Regions from separate parts of the Homo sapiens genome. Here region 2 is linked to region 1. The links are chromatin loops, found by intact Hi-C in ENCODE. Cell type or tissue: dorsolateral prefrontal cortex. All regions are shown on one strand. Links, peaks and the distances in the headings refer to the core of each region. The heading gives the core; the rest is flanking DNA.

Region 1 (10,501 bases), core at 958-8,957:
CCTGGATAAAAAGAACAAAATGAATTCTAGAAACTTAGGTTGTGAGGACACAGGTTATGTGAGATTACCAAATGGTTTCTGTAAGGGGAGGTATGGGTCTGATTAAGGTGAAAATCGGAGCAAGGAAAAGAATAGATAGTATATTCTAGTGCTATTTCATTAGGAAAGAATCAATTTTGCACATCTAATATGAAATACTATAAGAAGATTAGAAAGTCCTTGGGTATTTTATATAATTTTGCACTCTAGTAAGAAAGTTGAAATAACAGATACATTTATTATCTTTAATCAATGAGGGAGCATCTGTGTAGATCTAATATTTTCAATAATTATCAACTGTGACCTGCCTTAGTATTTAAGACCTGCTAACATGTACAGCAATGAAAACGAGAGTTGCTACAGAAATTAAGTGGCTGCTTTTACCTAGTTAATAAATGTTTGTTCACCTGGGAATCAGGAGGCTGAAGTTCTAGTCTCAATTCTAAGGATAACTAATTATATAATATTGGGAACATCACTTAAGCTTTTTGAGTTCTAGTTTCTTCATATAAAAAGTGAGGGGGTTGGATTAAATACTAATTTACAGCTGGGGATTTAAACAATTATGTGTCTTAAAAACATGACTAGATTGATTGAAGGGGTTTCCAATACAGATTCAATCCAACTAGTATTCTATGAAATATTTGATAAATTCTTTAGAGAAATTCAAGTTAGTCTCATAAAGACAAGGGGGCATTAGGTTCACTGATACTGAATATACTAATTGACCAAACTTCCATTATATTATTAATTTATATTCTTTCTTAAACTCTTGCCTCCCTGTGTGAAATGAAGAATATTAGAGGGGTTTTTAAATAGTTCCACTGGTGAGAACATTAAATTACAGTGTATGAAATCTGTTTGCAAAGTTTTGCTTCACCAGGCAATTATTTAAACTTTTCGACAGCACTAATTACTAGCTGTGTTAATATACCTGCCAACAAACAACTGTTTAATATAGATCAGCATGATGGAGGGCACTAGAGTTTTCTTCTCTGTGATAGTTTACAGGTAATAAATCTTGTCACATCACAAAAGTCAAACAGGAGCTGATGGATTAATTTGCTCCCAACACTGTAGTTCTCTAAAACAAAGTATATTTATTCATTTACTGAAGAGTATTGTAAGCATATGTTTAAAGGGAATGGTAAGTTCTTTTATGGAAAGAAAGAAGAAAGAGAAGTAAAATCAAATTAATTAAAGTTTTTTTTTGATGTAGGAAAAGGTATTCATCTATAAGATTAGTCCATAGACCCTATTTTCCATTGAGAAATGCTTCTTTCATTCATTACGTGCCTCACTCAGTAAGGTGGTTGATAATTAAAGGGGTTATTTTGTTTTTCATCTTTAAGCAATGCATTTATATTGTGGGCAAGCCTTGGTTAAAAAATTATCAGTTCCTGACAGATAAGAGACATCTGAGAAATTAGCTGATGGAAGCTGCGGAAAAACACCACAGCCCTCGAGTCACCTTAGGGATTGCAGAGCTGAAAGACTATGTATTTTGTTGACAAGGTTAGTTCTGGTAGGCGTTAGTCTGGATGGTGTTGAAGAATTTATGTTGACTACTGCCTGCGTTAAACTTTATTGGTTTCAAAGTCGTTGATTCTGTGCCCCTGAGCACCTAAATTCACTTTCAGTTGTAATCCACAAAAAAGGATTTAGCTTAACTCATTTTGCAGAAAGTGGACATGGAAGAGAGCAGGAAAAAAACCTCAATTGCAGTGTATTCCAGTGCATGGAAAAAGTGTAGATAGCTCCTGGTATTCATGGGAATAACGTTTCTTCTTCTTAAGAATAAGAAATATGTGTGTGTGTGTATATACACACACGATATGTATATGCACACACACACACACACACACACACACGATATATTTGTATTTTTCCTCTCACCCAAACTTAAAAATATAGCCCTCCTGCATTCCTCCCTAATTCCATATCAGTACTTTAAAATAGTTAGTTGGCATCTTTTAACTTAGAAGTCAGAAATCCCTCAAGTCAAGTCTGCGAGATGAATTTTTTTCTAAGCAGATAATAACTTTCAAACTTATATGCTTCTTTCTAAAATTAAAATATTTTAAAAATCAACTTTATTGAGTTATTCTTTCATATAAATTAACTCACTTATTCTAAATATTCATTGAATTTTAATAATCATATATACTCATGCAACCACCACTAACACAATCAGGCTACTCTTCAGTATCCTAAAAAATATCAAGAAAAACTTTTCAATGTTTCGATGGTTACTATCTTGGTGAAACTGGCAGCCCTCAACAGTAAATATCAGTTTGGGCTCAATGATATCTGGTAGGCCAGGGAAATCTTTAGAGTATCTGCAAACTTTAAATAGAGCAGGGATATTTTAAAAATTAAGATGCTAGCAAGGGATTTTTAAAGGAATTAAAAAATTTAAAGAAATTGAGGGAATAAAACTTATATGAAAATATACCTTGGTACTCACGAGTTGGTTTTTCTTTATATCAATGACATCGTGGTATAAATTTTTATATTCTGTCATAACATTTCCCCAGGTACGTTAAAATCTAGAGACATTCTTGTTGGATTCTTCTCATTTTCAAGGGTTAAATAATTCAGAGCATGTATGCAGATTATAGCTTTGTAGTTACATACATTATTTGCTGATAATTTTTTGGCATGTTTACCCAGGTACCCAGAAGCTATTACTGACCCTGCCTACAAAGGACAGATTCTCACAATGGCCAACCCTATTATTGGGAATGGTGGAGCTCCTGATACTACTGCTCTGGATGAACTGGGACTTAGCAAATATTTGGAGTCTAATGGAATCAAGGTAGTACCAGTGGTGGCCATTTAAAAAGTCTCAATTTGAGGGAGTATAGTTGACTTATTCTTAAGAATTAGGATGGCCAAACTTTCTTCCTCAATACGGTAGTACAAATCATTAAGCTCATGTATTCAATCTTATTCCTAGGTACATGAGAATAATCTTTAACTTGACAGTATTTTGAGTTTCATTTCTCAGGGCACTTTGAATTTTAATGCGTTGGATGAAACTTGGCTTAACTTGAAAAAAATGTTATAAGTTCAAATAACAACTATGCTATAAAAGGATTGGGGAAGAATCACCTTTTAAAAGGAATTTGGTAATGAATTCTGTATCAATTATTTGCTTTTTAATCTTAGCCTCTAGGGGATGATTTAAAGATAGCTTTTATGCCAGTCTAAAAGTAAACATATTAAGATTTCCTAAACAAGGTAATTTTGGATACTCTCTTAGGAATATATATCATATAAACAATTCAAAAATTTATATTCCAAATTCAATACTATTTTTTCACCATTCCATTTTTGAATGACTTCAACTGATCATTTAACTTAGTTTTCACTATTTCTCACAATTTCCCATCAATTTTTTCTCTGCTTTAAGTATAAATTAAAAATGATTTTGTTCATCATGTGCATTAAGCCAGTAATTATTAATTAAATTCTTGATAAATGCCATGCATGTCAGAAGGGGGACCTAGTTTAGTCTCAGGATTTACCAAGCCAGGTAAGCCTGCTCCCTCTCAGGATAATTAATGCAACAATTACATATTTTAAAAGAAGGGCATTGATTTTTTTTTTTTTGCCTCTTGTTTTTAAAAATCCTAAGTCTCATGTCAGTGGATATCATAAAACTTAAAAACAAATGCAAATTGACTCACAAGAGTTGGATAATATCTTGTGATAACCTCTTTAAAATGACTGTCTGTCTTTCTAGGTTTCAGGTTTGCTGGTGCTGGATTATAGTAAAGACTACAACCACTGGCTGGCTACCAAGAGTTTAGGGCAATGGCTACAGGAAGAAAAGGTAAGAAATGTAATAGGGCATCCATCATCACCTAAGGAAGGTTGAGAAGGTGCCTGTAGATTCAGAAGTGCCAAGCAGACAGAGGAAGATCATGTAGTTTGGGATCTTTGCATTTCAGAGAGGGATTCCTTCTCTTACTACATAAAGGCTGAAATGTCTGAATTCCTCCTTAAATGCTGATGAGCACATATTTTCAGTTTATCCACTAGGTGGCACTCATACATGCTTGGTAGCACTTCACATTTGGGAAGGGAGGGGTAAGATAAAATTTTAGCATTTTCTCTTCTCTTTAGCAATTGAGTCTTTTACTCTCCTTCACCGTTTTATCTAGAATGTAGTAATGGAACTTGCTTCATGGGTTCTAGTGTTCTAGTACCAGCTCTACTGTTAACTGGTTGTGTAACTTTGTGCAGGTCACATAATCATTCTATGCAATACTTGCATCATCTCTCATTCTTATGAGTATAAGCAGATTACCATCAAGTCTCGTTGGGCTTCAACATTATGACATGTAATTATATATAATTTCATTTGACATATTAATAATGTAAGAAAAGGGTTATAAAACTTTATCTTACACTTTTAGTTTAAATATTAATTTCTTTTCTTTTTTTTGAGATGGACTTTCACTCTTGTTGCCCAGGCTGGAGTGCAATGGGGCAATCTCAGCTCACTGCAACCTCCACCTCCAGGGTTCAAGCTATTCACCTGCTTCAGCCTCCCCAGTAGCTGGGAGTACAGGAGCCTGCCACCATGCCCGGCTAATTTTTTGTATTTTTAGTAGAGACGGGGTTTCACCATGTTGGCCAGGCTGGTCTCAAACTCCTGACTTCATGTGATCCACCCGACTCAGCCTCCCAAAGTGCTGGGATTACAGGCTCACATGAGCCACCGCGCCCAGCCATAAATATTAATTTCCAATGAAAAAAGAGCATTTGCCTTGTTTGGATGTTAGAAGTACTTAAGTTAATGGACCTGCTTCAATTAACTTCATCTCCAGTGTTGCTGTAGCTGCTTTTTGTTCAACTGCTGGGCCTGTAATTGACAGAATTTTATTCTACGAAAGTGCTGCCTCTCCAATGAGTGTCTATCTATGGGGGCTAAACATTGCTGCTTTCTGAAAAATAAAAAAAATCTTGATCCTGGCTCTTTAGATCTCATTCTTTCTAAATTTTAAAAGGGAGAAGAAGGCATCCATATCATATCCTGGGCCATAGCCATTTTCTTCTCAACTATTATCTGAATTTATCTTCCTTATCCAGGCAGCTAATTTCTGTAATCGTCATTTGGGAGACACTTCTCTCCCCCCAGCCCCCAACAACCCAAGCTTTCCTTTTCCTTTTTGTTATTTAGGACACTTGTTCTCATAGCTTTTCTATGTCAGAACTAATAGTTTTAGTGTAAGCCTAACCAACGGCTTGTAAGTTCGTTTTTTAAATGTGCTTTGAACCTTCTTCCATGATCACAGACATGTAGAGTAGAAAAGAATCCAAGATAATAACCAGTTCACCTCCTTCAATTTACCGGTGAGAACAAATACATTGCTTAAACATTTCTCAGATAATTAGTGGAAGAAAAAAAAACTAGAACATGTTTTCATTTTTTAACCTCTTTTTAAAAAAATCTTATTTTAGTAAAAAGCCTCCCGTGGGATAGAACCTGTTTTCTTGATTCCTAACTCATTACTCTTTCATTATACCACATGTGTCTCTATCCAACGTAGTCAAAGAACCTTAAAACAAATGGTGGTCCTGCCTGATGGACTAACAGGATGATCATGTTTTAGTACAACATGACTACTCAACATGGCCCTTCAGAAAAATGTGTTGAGTGCCTACTCTGTGCCAGGAACATTTGGCTCAAAACATGGATTTGCATATTATTGCTTATGAAGTTCACCAATGTGATTTAACTTACTTAACATCCTGGGTTAAAAGCAATAGAAGTGTAGCAGAAGATTGATGTTCAGAATTTCTCATTTTTTTACTCTGAGAAAGAACCTGGGTATTAAGAGTCCTATGCCTAACTGTAGCAACAATTTACTGTGTTCTGACAATACAGTCACCCTGGGTCAGAGAAAAGAAAGAGTGGAGAAATTATTTACTGCTCAAGAAGATAGATGAGGCCAAGTTTGTAACTTGAAAACAATATGCTGGATTTAATCTCCTCCAATTTCACTGTCACTACAATTTTTTTCTTATAGGTTCCTGCAATTTATGGAGTGGACACAAGAATGCTGACTAAAATAATTCGGGATAAGGTATAATCATCATCTTTAGCCAAATCTATGTTTCTTCGGGTGTGTGTGTGTGTGTGTGTGTGTGGTGTTTCCCTCAGTGCCTAAGGGATCCATTAATATGTAAAGGAGTGAATCTGGCCAGCTTCTGCTATCTGGGTCTCTGTTATTTTGTTTTACTATTTTCACTGTAATTTTCAAGATTGAATACTTGATTGGTATGTTTTTAACTGAATGGACTTGAGATTCATTCACCTGGCAGCTTATTGAGTGCCCACTATGTGTTCATTATACCAACAAGTCAAGGAATTTATAATTCAGCTCATGTGATAGAACTTTAGTGAAACAAGTGGAGAAGGTAACAAATTGCATAACAATTTTGCCTGAAGTGAAAACCTACATGCTGAAAAATACACTCCAGGAAGTGTACAGCATTGTTACTGTTATTTGTTTTGTCCTTGTGAAAGAGTTATTTGTAAAATTAATGCATTATCTTTCATGAATGTGCCAAATAAGCCTTGCATGCATTACTTCAATTATATAGTCTTTGTTGAGACCATATCAATAACCAAGGTGATAAAAGGGAAGGTTATCTTTTGCTTTCAGTGAAGTCTGATTGCTACAACATCTGACCCCTCCTCTGAGAATATCTCATCACCATCTGCTTGTTGAGTTTATTATTATTTTACTTGAAATTTCCATATTCCAAATCTGAAAGAAACATTACGTCACTAACGTTAACTAAATTCCCCAAATGCAACTAAAGTTTTCTTACTAAATATAATTACATAAAAATAAAAAGATAAATGACACAATTTGAAACTACACATGTGGGCTGGGTGCAGTGGGTCATGCCTGTAATCCCAGCACTTTGGGAGGCTGAGGCAAACGGATCACTTGAGGTCAGGAGTTCGAGACCAGCCTAGCCAACATGGTGAAACCCATCTCTACTAAATATACAAAAACTAGCCAGTTATAGTGGTGCACACCTGTAATCCCAGCTACTTAGGAGGCTGAGGCAGAAGAATCACTTGAACCCGGGAGGCGGAGGTTGCAGTGAGCTGAGATCATGCCACTGCACTCCAACCTGGGCGACTACAGGACCCTGTCTCAAAAAAAAAAAAAAAAAGTACATATGGGAAAAGGAGTCTTCAAAAAATTTTTTTGTAGATTTCTTGTTAGGATATATACATATATATATTGACACAGGCTTTCTGTAAACAGAAGGAAAAAACAGCTTTGAAAATAAAAACATGGCCAAATACCCATGACCAGAAGGAAGACAGTGAGAGTTTATGCCATCATTCTATCCCACCTCTGATTTTATTCACTCTACCACGATTTTCCTGAGAATAGGTGTTAGTGAAATTATATATCCCAGGGAGATTCTTGTGTTCTCTCAGCCTAATGATGTGTGTGAGCAGTAAGCAATGACGAGGCTATGAGGGCGGGAAAGGAATACAGTTGGGAAAATCAATTCAGATGGCAGAATTGGCAGGTTGAATAAAATATAGTCAGGCCTAATGATTCAGGAAAACTTTACAAGACCGCACTTGTCTTTCATGTGATATGTTAGGTTAAAACGAGCCCTCCTTTTATCATAGGCAGTTAGGTTTTCAAAATTGGCGGAATAGATTGGCACAGACAAAACAGTATTGCCTCATATTTCTTTATCAGTGATGGTGGTTCATATTAAAAATGTATATTATGGCTTTCACTTCTATTAACCTTAATTTGAAAAGTAAGATCGTATTTCATTCAGCATGTTTTAAGAAAAGGGGAAGGAGAACTAAAAACCAATTTTCAAAATTAGGGATCCATAAATATAGACAAGGGGTTATGCGACTTGGATTATAAAAGTAAATACAGGCCACCATGAAATGTAGTAATCTACTATGGAAGTGAAAGGTGGTTTTTAGGTAGTGTTCCCAGACTTAGAGGCAGCACTCTGAATTTAATAACAGCACTGAAACATCCATCATGCTTGCATGACACATAGGTACTTTCTACTCTCACTTACCCCCAAGTGACTTCTCCTTCAAGGAATACATTTAAAAGGGAAATGAAAGCTTCCTTCTATTTCCTTCCATGCAATAATTTCATCAGAGAAGGGCATATCAATGAATTATTTTGAATTTTTACCCCTCAATAGAATCTTGATTACTAAATATAGCATGCCATTTTTCTAAGTAGTTCAAAGCAGACTTACTAACAAATAAGTAAATCTCAAGATACAGCTGAAAAAAGGTGACATTGTCGTGTTCAAGCTAGCAAGGATAGTTTGTGAAAACTTTACAGAGGGTTGAACATTCTTTCAATTCAGGCCCATAGGAACACTTGGATATGAACATGCCTAAACAGTGAATATTTTCATTTCAAATTCTAGAAGTTTATGACTTATGTTGCATTTCATCTTCTTTGTGAATTAATATTACTATCATAATGAATGAATTCCCGCTTTTTTTGTGATTTTTAGATTCCTTATTGTCTCAATAGATTTTTTTTGTCCATTTCTCTCATGAAATGTCTTTAGGTCATATACGCTGAGTAGTGTAAGTTTACTAAATATCCCGATTTGCATCAGCCTGGAGCCTGGAGACCTGAATTCTGATGCCTTTTGACTTTGCCTTCATCAGGCAATGGTGTCAGCCCTAGAAGAACTAATTGTATTTCCAAGAGTATTTCCCAAAATGTATGTGCAAATTGCTTAATCTTTTCAGTTTGAGAAGATGAAGATCTTCCATGATGGTTACGAGTAGTTATAAAGACATCTAAGTCTTGCAGCAGCTGTTTAAAGTCCCTGTGAGTTTATCTTGTCAACACCTTTATCGTTGCTTCCTTTTAACTGTCTAATTTTTTTAATTTGATAGGGTACCATGCTTGGGAAGATTGAATTTGAAGGTCAGCCTGTGGATTTTGTGGATCCAAATAAACAGAATTTGATTGCTGAGGTTTCAACCAAGGTGAGGGGTTTTCCTTTATATTTTGTAGTTTTATTTGATCCCATTTAGACCTTCTTGAAATATCAAAATCTTTATTTAGGCAGAGTTTATCTTCCAGAAGCACCAGTGTTCAGGGGTAGAAAGGGATCTCATAGCAGCTAAAATACACCTTACAAAATCAGTGCATTTAAAGCTGGTTTTACTTACAGGCTTACATGGGAAACTTCATGCCCCAATTTAGAGGATTTTTACTAAATTTAGTGTTCCTTCCACCTTTTCTGATTCTTCAGCTTAGGATTTTAACAATGTAAAATAAAGGAAGCACTGAATTGCCAAAGATAGGTCCAGTGATGATGAGGAGTCAGAGCTAGTAACCTGCCAGAGAGCCAAGAGAATTTTACAGAAATCAGGCACAGTAATCAGAATCTGGGGGCATTTTGTGCAGGAAAAATATTTATTCATACACTAAAGATTTATTGTGTTATAGCTTTGTTTCAAAATTAATGTTCGTAACGATGACTGAGTCACCCTAAAGTGAAATATCTTTAGTATACATTTATAAAAAGGTAAAGAATACATTTTAGAAAGAAGTCCATTGGTTTTGATTGAATATCTACTAATGTAGGTGTGAGTGAGTTTCTTGAGCTACAGTCTCTGTCCTTGGGGAGCATAGAGCCTGGTGGAACAAACAAGCAAGTAAATCACCATGTGCAGAATCCTGTGATAAATGCTGTCCTTGGAGTGTTCATAGCATGCTGCAAGGGCATGCATGGGGCAGCATTGAAATGGGATAGGTGGATCAGAGAAGGCCCTGTAGAAATGTGAGTCCTGTTTTGAGACACAAAGAGCGGGTAGTAACAGTAAGGTAGATGAAGAACCAGGAGAACTTTGTTTCAGGCAGAAGGAATGGCTTGCCAAGAGGCATAGAGGTACAGAACAACATAGTATATTTGAAGAGTTACGCACAGTTTGGGATGGCTGAACCAAGGGGTTCACACCTATTGGTTTACACACTTGGGCAAGGATAAGTGGAGATGGACTGACTGAAGCTAGGTCTAGAAGGTTTCATATCATTGGCTAATCAGCACTTCCAGAAACTATTGTCAACTCATTTGGTGTCATTTTGGAGCAAAGTAAAGCTGAATAAAAGAGCAAGCAACTAGAAGGTTATTGTAACTTATCAGAACAAAACTCACGAGAGCCTGAACTGAGCAGTAGTAGCAAGAACAGATACGGCAACCTAGGCCGCTTATACAAATGGGAGGAAGAGGGGCTGAATGAGGTCAGGTAAAAGATCACCTTACTTTCTCAGCTAAGGATTTCAACTAGTTAGGTTGAGCATAGTGATTATGTCATTTGATATCTGAGATGTTTATGGGATACTGCTATGAAATTTTTTTAAAGAAAAGTTTTTGATCCGCTTTGAAACTTAAAGGAAGAATTGCT
Region 2 (10,501 bases), core at 784-8,783, 74 kb before region 1:
AGGCCTGTGACAGGGGAGAGCACAATTCCAGTGCCTACTGATGAGGCACTTTCTGTAATTCTGGCTGTAGAGACCTCTACACCACTCCAGAGCAAGCGCTCCAATCTCTGGCCCAAGACAAAAATGCCTGTGCAGCCACGGTGCCAGATTGCCAAAGAATGGCTGACTTTGTATGCACTCGGGTTAAAAACGGCATCCTGCTTTCAGTCCTGGGTCTGAGAAAATGCCTGCAGCTTTTCCCTGTGTCTTTTCCTCTCAGCACTTCCAAGCCTCTCTCCAAGTTAGCTCCAGGACTTGGGAGAAAAAAGTGCTCTCCCTCAGCCTAGGTTGCTGGGATCCCCAGTGGAAAGGTGAGTAGTAGAGGGAGGCTCTCCTCCCCTCTCACGTACTGGGGCTTCACACATTGTCAGCCAGATGCCATCATGAGGGCTGTTTGCCCACGTTCTTCTCCTTGGGAGCTGGAGTATCTTTCACAATATCAGGGGATTCGTGTTGTATTAGTTTGTTCTCACACTGTATGAAGAAATTCCCAAGACTGGATAATTTATAAGGAAAAAAGGTTTAATTGACTCACAGTTATCCACGGTTTTTAGGGGAGGCCTCAGGAAGCTTACAATTATGGTGGAAGGCACATCTTCACAGGGTGGCAGGAGAGAGAATGAGTGCCAAGCAAAGGGGGAAGCCCCTTATAAAACCATCAGATCTCATGAGAACTCATCCACTATCATGAAAACAGCATGGGGGAACCGCCCCCATGATTCAATTATCTCCACCTGATCCCGCCCTTGACACCTGGGGATTATCATTTCAAGATTACAATTCAAGATGAGATTTGGGTGGGGACACAGCCATGTGATATCATCCCACCACTGGCTCCTCCCAAATCTCATGTCCTCAAATTTCAAAACACAATCATGCCCTCCCAACAGTCCCCCAAAGTCTTAATTCATTCCAGCATTAACCCAAAAGTCAAAGTCCAAAGTTTCATCTGAGATAAGGCAAGTCTCTTCTGCCTATAGGGCTATAAAATCCAAAGCAAGTTAGTTCCTTCCTAGATACAGTGGAGGTACAGGCCTTGGGTAAATACACCTATTCCAAATGGGAGAAATTGGCCAAAACAAAGGGTCTACAGTCCCCATGCAAGTCCGACATTCAATAGGGCAGTCATTAAAACTTAAAGCTCCAAAATGATCTCCTTTGACTCTTATGTCTCATATCCAGGTCACACTGATGCAAGAGGAAGGCTCCCACATCCTTGGCAGCTCTGCCCCTGTGGCTTTGCAGGGTGCAGGCTCCTCCCAGCTGTTTTCACGACTGGCACTGAGTGTTTGCAGTTTTCCAGGCGTACTGTGAAAGCTGGTGATGGATCTACCATTCTGGGGTCTGGAGGATGGTGGCCCTCTTCTCACAGCTCCACTAGGCAGTGCCCCAGTGGGGACTTTGTGTGGGGGCTCCAACCCCATCTTTCCCTTCCACACTGCCCTAGCAGAGGGTTCTCCATGAGGGCTCTAACCCTACAGCAAATTTCTGCTTGGACATCTAGGTGTTTCCATATATCCTCTGAAATCTAGGTGGAGGTCCCCAAACTTCAATTCTTGACTTCTCTGCACCCACAGGCTCAACACCATGTGGAAACTGCCAGGCTTGGGGCTTGTGCCCTCTGAAGCCATGGCCAGAGCTGTACCTTGGGCATTTTTAGCCATGGCTAGAGTGGCTGGGAAACAGAGCACCAAGTCTCTAGGCTGCACACATCGGGGGGCCCTGGACCTGGTCCCAGGAAACCATATTTTCCTCCCAGGCCTCTGGGCCTATAATGGGAGGGGCTGCCATGAAGGTCACTGACATACCCTGGGGACATTTTCCCATTGTCTTGGTGATTAACATTCTGCTCCTTGTTACTTAGCAAATTGCTGTGATAGGCTTGAATTTCTCCTCAGGAAATGGGTTTTTCTTTTCTATTGCATCATCAGGCTGCAAATTTTCCAAACTTTTATGCTCTGCTTCCCTTTTAAACATAAGTTGCAATCCCAAACCATATCTTTGTGAATACGTAAAACTGAATGCTTTTAACAGCACCCAAGTCACTTCTTGAATGCTTTGCTGCTTAGAAATTTCTTCCACCAGATACCCTAAATCATCTCTCTCAAGTTCAAAGTTCTACAGATCTCTAGGGCAGGGGCAAAATACCACCAGTCCCTTTGCTAAAGCATAGCAATACTCACCTTTATTCTAATTCCCAACAAGTTCCTCATCTCTATCTGAGACCATCTCAGCCTGGACTTCATTGTCCATATCTCTGTCAGCATTTTAGTCAAAACCATTAGACAAGTCTCTAGGAAGTTCCAAACTTTCTCACATCTTCCTGTCTTCTTCTGAGCCCTCCAAACTGTTCCAACCTCTGCCTGTTACCCACTTCTAAAGTCATCTCCACATTTTCAGCTATCTTTACAGCAGCCTCCCATTACCCAGTACCAAGTTACTGTATTAGTCTGTTTTCAGGCTGTGATGAAAAAATTCCTGAAACTGTGTAATTTATAAGGGAAAAAGGTTTAATTGACTCACAGTTCCACATGGCTGGAGAGCCCTCAAGAAACTTGCAATTATGGCAGGAGGCACCTCCTCACAGGGTGGCAGGAGAGAAAATGAGTGCCGAGAAGTGGGGAAAGCCCTTTATATAGCCATCAGATCTTGTGAGAACCCACTCACCATCATGAGAACAGCATGGGGGAAACTGCCCCCATGATTCAATTATTTCCACCTGGTCCCACCCTTGACACGTGGAGATTATCACAACTCAAGGTGAGATTTGAGTGGGGACACAAAGCCAAACCATATTACCAATTTTCCTTCTCGAATTAATGCTCACAGAGTTGATCTTTGTGCAATATCTTGCTATTTCCAAGTGGTCGAGGCACACTGAAAGCTTCTAATCCACCATCTTGGGAAAAAATAATCTCTCTCTCTCTATATATATATATTTTTTTATATATATGTATATTTTATATATATATAATATATATATAAAAGAGAGATATAGAGATATCTATGAGATACATATAGATATATATATTTATATATAAAAGAGATATAAATATAGAGATATATTTTTTATATATATATACACACATATATACATATAATGTTAAAAAGCATCTTTTCAAATAAATGCTGCTTGCATATGTTAATTTAGTTTGAACAATTTTGGAGTGGATTTCAGGACAGGAGAGAGAAAAAAGCAAAGAGCAAAACAACTCCACTCTAAAGGGAAGTCATAGTTCCTGGGTCTGAGTGGTGCTTCTTGCCTCCATCCTGCCCTGACCCTTCATAGTCTCGTGACTTTCACATTGCTCTAATAAGATATCAAAATTTGAGTGAGGGGTTCAGTTCCTATCTCTGTTCTCCCAGTAATGCAACAAAAAGGGTAACTTGTCCCTCCTCTTTACATTTTAAAATAAGGAAGGGTTGAATTAGCTCAGTGTTTCTCAAGGCTTGATTCACCTTAATTGACTGAAGAGCTTTTTAAAAATCCCAATTTCTTTGGCCCTTGTCATAGACATTCTGATTCCTTTTATTTGGCAGAAGACCCAGGCACTGACCTAATTTTTAAAAGTTCTGTATATGGTTCTCTTGTGCAGGCAGAATTGAGATCATTGGCTTTGCTAAGGTATCTCCAGCACTGACATCCTGTGACTAGGTGGATAATTTAACTCTTCCTAACTCTACAGAAAAAGTGAGAAGCTCTAGAGATTCCACTGGTAACCTCTTCAAGGTTATGTCACATGCTGCCACTAGATGGCGCAGGCAATTCTTGGGACGGAGGAGATTCTGGTTATTTGGGATTTTCATTTTCCCTGTGCAATATACTTGAGACACTCAGCTTAAGAAGCTTCGTGGGGGAATGACATTTTAGCTCCTTTCCCAAAGCTCGAGGCCCAGAAGGTAGAGCTGTTTTGCTTGACAAGTTGATAGAGAGAGACTCATTAAATAAACGTTCTATCGTCTGAAGGGAGAAAGTAAAACCCCCGGCATAAATATTAGTTCACATTTTTCTTATTATTTCCAGCAGGTGTGTGTTCTCCCCTTCTCTGTGTCTTTCTCTCTCTTACTCTTTGTTGGTGGCCTCTTTTTACCTTTATCTTTTCCCTTTTCTTGGTTTCTGTCTGTAACCACTGTTTGTAAACTGGTTATGATGAATTTACAGGTGGATTAAATCTTAGTTTGCCACCTTTGTCGTAGATAAAAATTTTAGGAATCCAAAAACGATACCTACACAATATTCTTAGAAGGGTGAACACATTCAGGTTACAATGGAAAAATTCTTATTCAGGAGACTTCCTCTGCAATGTTGTTTGTTCATAGCAGCTGTGGTAGCACCCGCCAAATCCAGGAAGAAAGAATTTTATGCCGTATCAGGGAAAAACAGTCAAAATCCTTTCCTCTTTACAGCACAATTCGGGTGACGGCCAAAGCTCTTAGTGTACATACAAGTAGGGGTTTTTGCACAATAATAGGGTGTGCTTCTCTGATGCTTTTCACTGGAAGACCACATAGCACATTGCTGCTTTATTCCATAAAGCTGCCTCTTTCCCCTGGGCTGTCAGAATAGGAAGATGTGTTGTGATTTTTTTTTTCAAAGAGATTGCATTCCTTCCCTGGCTTTGTCCCAGCCCAGCTGCTTGTTGTTCAGGGAGATGCTGCGCTTTTGGTGCCAGGATATACCACTGTGCTTTCTTTTTCCCTGAGTGACATATACTGATGGGTCACTGCCTGAAACAGTGGAACAAGGCATGGTGTGTGTCCACCCGTGAAGATCCATTGTTTATTCTTCCCTAGTTTCCATCTAGCAGCATCAGGTTCCCATCTTCATTAAGAAACAAAACAACCGACCAAACAAATAAAACCCCACAAACAATGCAAAATAAACCACCACAAATGCAAGAAAAAAGTCTTTTTTAAATTTTACATTAATAGCTAACGTTGAGTGCAAACTATATTCTGGATATTGTTTTAATCACTTGTCATATGTTGTGTCATTAATCCTCACATCAGTGTCATGAGCTAGGTCCTATTATTATCCCCATTTTACAGATGAAGAAATTGAGTAAAAGTAGGGTTAAGTAAGTTGCTCAATGTCATGCAGCTGATAAGTTGCTGAGCCAAGCTCTGATTCCAGGCAATCTGACACAGTACACCTTAACTCTGTATCTAGATTCCAAAGGGTTGTGTATTGGAGTAACAAGCAAGTAAAGGATAGATTCTCCAATTGGATAGTTGTTAGAAAAGGGTGTATTTCCTGTTAATGTAGCTATATTTCTTTTGGTATAAGATTCAACAGATGCTCCAAACCCAGTTCTACCCCATGCTGGAGGACCTAAGTACATTGTGGCATACCCACTTCTTACTGGCAGAAAAATTAAAAGGCGGGAAACTTCCTTCTCAGTTGTGACTGGGATCATTTAGTGTGTCTGCACAATCCTAAATAAATTTGGAAAGTGAACAATTGGGAGGACGACCTACTTTTTTTTTCTGACTCACTTCTACACTACTTAAAAGTAAATAGGAATAGGGGCTGATATATAAGGCATTTGGGAGCTTTTTCTCGTTGGTCATACATTAACCTCTTTAGGTCAACAGAAGTCTGGAAGAAGGAGGCCACCACACACTCTGCCTAAGAGTGTGTTTTTAGTGTAATTCATGCTGTATTGGGCATGAAGAAAGCAGACAGCTTTCTGAAATGAGCTATTTCCAAGGGAGTACAATCATATTGCAAAGAAAGCACCTAGAAGGAAGAAATTCATCCTATAATTAGGGCTCTGAAATATTTTCAATCAACATATAGGTTGGTGCAAAAGTAATTGCAGTTTTTGCCATTGAAAGTAGTGGCCAAAACTGCAATTACTTTAGCACCAACCTAATATCATGAAGAAAGAAAAGAAGCACAGTCCTTGCTAGAAAACAGTGATAATCTCAATAGAAGAATCTAAGAGCTAGAAGACTCAGTTGGAAACAGCAGAATCGGGCCAAATAGGAACAGCTCCAGTCTACTGCTCCCGGCGTGAGCGACACAGAAGACGAATGATTTCTGCATTTCCAACTGAGGTACTGGGTTCATCTCACTGGGGAGTATCAGACAGTGGGTGCAGGACAGTGGGTGCAGTGCACTGAGCATGAGCCGAAGCAGGGCGAGCATCGCCTCACCCGGGAAGCACAAGGGGTCAGGGAATTCCCTTTCTTAGCCAGGGAAAGGGGTGACAGAGGGCACCTGGAAAATTGGGTCACTCCCACCCTAACACTTTGCTTTTCCAACCGTCTTAGCAAACGGCACACCAGGAGATTGTATCCCACACCTGGCACGAAGGGTCCTATGCCCACGGAGACTTGCTCATTGCTAATACAGCAGTCTGAGATCAAACTGCAAGGTGGCAGCGAGGCTGGGGGAGGGGCACCTGCCATTGCTGAGGCTTGAGTATGTAAAAAAAGCACAGGGAAGCTCGAACTGGGTGGAGCCCACCGCAGCTCAAGGAGGCATGGCTGCCTCTGTAGACTCCACCTCTGGGGGCAGGCATAGCCAAACAAAAGGCAGCAGAAACCTCTGCAGACTTAAATGTCCCTGTCTGACAGTTTTGAAGAGAGTAGTGGTTCTCCCAGCATGCAGCTGGAGATCTGGAATGGACAGACTGCCTCCTCAAGTGGGTGCTGACCCCCGAATAGCCTAACTGGGAGGCACTCCACAGTAGGGGCAGACTGACACCTCACATGGCCGGGTACTCCTCTGAGACAAAACTTCCAGAGGAACGATCGGGCAGCAACATTTGCTGTTCGCCAATATCCGCTGTTCTGCAGCCTCCGCTTCTGATACCCAGGCAAACAGGGTCAGGAGTGGACCTCCAGCAAACTCCAACAGACCTGCAGCTGAGGGTCCTGACTGTTAGAAGGAAAACTAACAAGCAGAAAAGACATCCACACCAAAACCCCATCTGTATGTCACCATCATCAAAGACCAAAGGTAGATAAAACCACAAAGATGGGGAAAAAACAGAGCAGAAAAACTGAAAATTCTAAAATCAGAGCGCCTCTTCTACTCTACTCCAAAGGAACGCAGCTCCTCACCAGCAATGAAACATGGAGAATGACTCTGACGAGCTGAGAGAAGGCTTCAGACAATCAAACTACTCCAAGCTAAAGGAGGAAGTTCGAACCCATGGCAAAGAAGTTAAAAACCTTGAAAAAAGATTAGACAAATGGCTAACTAGAATAACCAATGCAAAGAAGTCCTTAAAGGACCTGATGGAGCTGAAAACCAAGGCACGAGAACTACGTGACGAATGCACAAGCCTCAGTAGCCAATTCGATCAACTGGAAGAAAGGGTATCAGTGATGGAAGATCAAACGAATGAAATGAAGTGAGAAGAGAAGTTTAGAGAAAAAAGAATAAAAAGAAATGAACAAAGCCTCCAAGAAATATGGGACTTTGTGAAAAGACCAAATCTATGTCTGATTGGTGTACCTGAAAGTGACAGGGAGAATGGGACCAAGTTGGAAAACACTCTGCAGGATATTATCCAGGAGAACTTCCCTAATCTAGCAAGGCAGGCCAACATTCAGATTCAGGAAATACAGAGAACGCCACAAAGATACTCCTCAAGAAGAGCAACTCCAAGACACAGAATTGTCAGATTCACCAAAGTTGAAATGCAGGAAAAAATGTTAAGGGCAGCCAGAGAGAAAGGTCGGGTTACCCATAAAGGGAAGCCTATCAGACTAACAATGGATCTCTCGGCAGAAACTCTAGAAGGCAGAAGAGAGTGGGGGCCAATATTCAACATTCTTAAAGAAAAGAATTTTCAACCCAGAATTTCTTATCCAGTGAAACTAAGCTTCATAAGTGAAGGAGAAATAAAATACTTTATAGATAAGCAAATGCTGAGAGATTTTCTCACCACCAGGCCTGCCCTAAAAGAGCTCCTGAAGGAAGCACTAAACATGGAAAGGAACAACTGGTACCACCCACTGCAAAAACATGCCAAATTGTAAAGACCAGCGAGGCTAGGAAGAAAGTGCATCAACTAACGAGCAAAATAACCAGCTAACATCATAATGACAGGATCAAATTCACACATAACAATATTAACCTTAAATGTAAATGGGCTAAATGCTCCAATTAAAAGACACAGACTGGCAAATTGGATAAAGAGTCAAGACCCATCAGTGTGCTGTATTCAGGAAACCCATCTCACATGCAGAGACACACATAGGCTCAAAATAAAGGGATGGAGGAAGATCTACCAAGCAAATGGAAAACAAAAAAAGGCAGGGGTTGCAATCCTAGTCTCTGATAAAACAGACTTTAAACCAACAAAGATCAAAAGTGACAAAGAAGGCCATTACATGATGGTAAAGGGATCAATGCAACAAGAAGAGCTAACTATCCTAAATATATATGCACCCAATACAGGAGCACCCAGATTCATAAAGCAAGTCCTTAGAGACCTACAAAGAGACTTAGACTCCCACACAATAATAATGGGAGACTTTAACACCCCACTGTCAACATTAGACAGATCAACGAGACAGAAAGTTAACAAGGATATCCAGAAATTGAATTCAGTTCTGCACCAAGCAGACCTAATAGACATCTACAGAACTCTCCACCCCAAATCAACAGAATAGACATTCTTTTCAGCACCACACCACACCTATTCCAAAATTGACCACATAGTTGGAAGTAAAGCACTCCTCAGCAAATGTAAAAGAACAGAAATTATAACAAACTGTCTCTCAGACCACAGTGCAATCAAACTAGAACTCAGGATTAAGAAACTCACTCAAAACCACTCAACTACACGGAAACTGAACAACCTGCTCCTGAGTGACTACTGGGTACATAATGAAATGAAGGCAGAAATAAAGATGTTCTTTGAAACCAATGAGAACAAAGACACAACATACCAGAATCTCTGGGACACATTCAAAGCAGTGTGTAGAGGGAAATTTATAGCACTAAATGCCCACAAGAGAAAGCAGGAAAGATCTAAAATTGACACCCTAACATCACAATTAAAAGAACTAGAGAAGCAAGAGCAAACACATTTAAAAGCTAGCAGAAGGCAAGAAATAACTAAGATCAGAGCAGAACTGAAGGAAATAGAGACACAAAAAACCCTTCAAAAAATCAATGAATCCAGGAGCTGGTTTTGTGAAAAGATCAACAAAATTGATAGACCACTAGCAAGACTAATAAAGAAGAAAACAGAGAAGAATCAAATAGATGCAATTAAAAAATGATAAAGGGGATATCACCACTGATCCTACAGAAATACAAACTACCATCAGAGAATAGTATAAACACCTCTACGCAAATAAACTAGAAAATCTAGAAGAAATGGATAAATTCCTTGACACATACACCCTCCCAAGACTAAACCAGGAAGAAGTTGAATCTCTGAATAGACCGATAACAGGCTCTGAAATTGAGGCAATAATTAATAGCTTACCAACCAAAAAAAGTCCGGGACCAGACAGATTCACAGCTGAATTCTACCAGAGGTACAAGGAGGAGCTGGTACCATTCCTTCTGAAACTATTCCAATCAATAGAAAAAGAGGGAATCCTCCCTAACTCATTTTATGAGGCCAGCATCATCCTGATACCAAAGCCTGGCAGAGACACAACAAAAAAAGAGAATTTTAGACCAAGATCCCTGATGAACATCAATGCAAAAATCCTCAATATAATACTGGCAAACCGAATCCAGCAGCACATCAAAAAGCTTATCCACCATGATCAAGTGGGCTTCATCCCTGGGATGCAAGGCTGGTTCAACATATGCAAATCATTAAACATAATCCAGTATATAAACAGAACCAATGACAAAAACCACATGATTATCTCAATAGATGCAGAAAAGGCCTTTGACAAAATTCAACAGCACTTCATGCTAAAAACTCTCAATAAATTAGGTATTGATGGGACATATCTCAAAATAATAAGAGCTATCTATGACAAACCCACAGCCAATATCATACTGAATGGGCAAAAACTGGAAGCATTCCCTTTGAAAACTGGCACATGATAGGGATGCCCTCTCTCACCACTCCTATTCAACATAGTGTTGGAAGTTCTGGCCAGGGCAATCAGGCAGGAGAAGGAAATAAAGGGTATTCAGTTAGGAAAAGAGGAAATCAAATTGTTCCTGTTTGCAGATGATGTGATAGTATATCTAGAAAACCCATCGTCTCAGCCCAAAATCTCCTTAAGCTGATAGGCAACTTCAGCAAAGTCTCAGGATACAAAATCAATGTGCAAAAATCACAAGCATTCTTATACCATTAGCAGACAAACAGAGAGCCAAATCATGAGTGAACTCCCATTCACAATTGCTTCAGAGAATAAAATACCTAGGATCCAACTTACAAGGGATGTGAAGGACCTCTTTAAGGAGAACTACAAACCACTGCTCAATGAAAATAAAAGAGGATACAAACAAATGGAAGAACATTCC

The links. A loop is a pair of places that touch in the nucleus more often than their neighbours do. Peaks named below come from ENCODE experiments on the same cell type or tissue, not always from the same donor. Only the 100,000 strongest peaks of a DNase experiment are listed, where the experiment ranks them.
Region 2: a loop joins it to region 1, with 5 times the contacts of the local background. A loop is called at or near these places in 6 of 110 quality-filtered maps.

What each region holds. Positions count from the first base shown.
Region 1 is chr2:210,573,634-210,584,134 of GRCh38, forward strand. It overlaps CPS1 (carbamoyl-phosphate synthase 1), which reads left to right. Exons shown (of 38, transcript NM_001875.5): 3 at 2,713-2,857; 4 at 3,788-3,877; 5 at 6,081-6,137; 6 at 8,984-9,076. Among named protein-coding and RNA genes, the nearest start is that of CPS1, 22 kb to the left of the region's middle. In dorsolateral prefrontal cortex, for the core only: a CTCF peak has its summit at 4,090 (motif pointing right); no DNase peak of the experiment used is centred there.
Region 2 is chr2:210,499,403-210,509,903 of GRCh38, forward strand. It overlaps a transcript of CPS1 not described here. Among named protein-coding and RNA genes, the nearest start is that of LANCL1, 28 kb to the left of the region's middle. In dorsolateral prefrontal cortex, for the core only: CTCF peaks have their summits at 3,800 (motif pointing right) and 4,001; DNase peaks (open chromatin) are centred at 3,809 and 4,689; H3K4me3 peaks cover 1,317 bases; H3K27ac peaks cover 5,629 bases.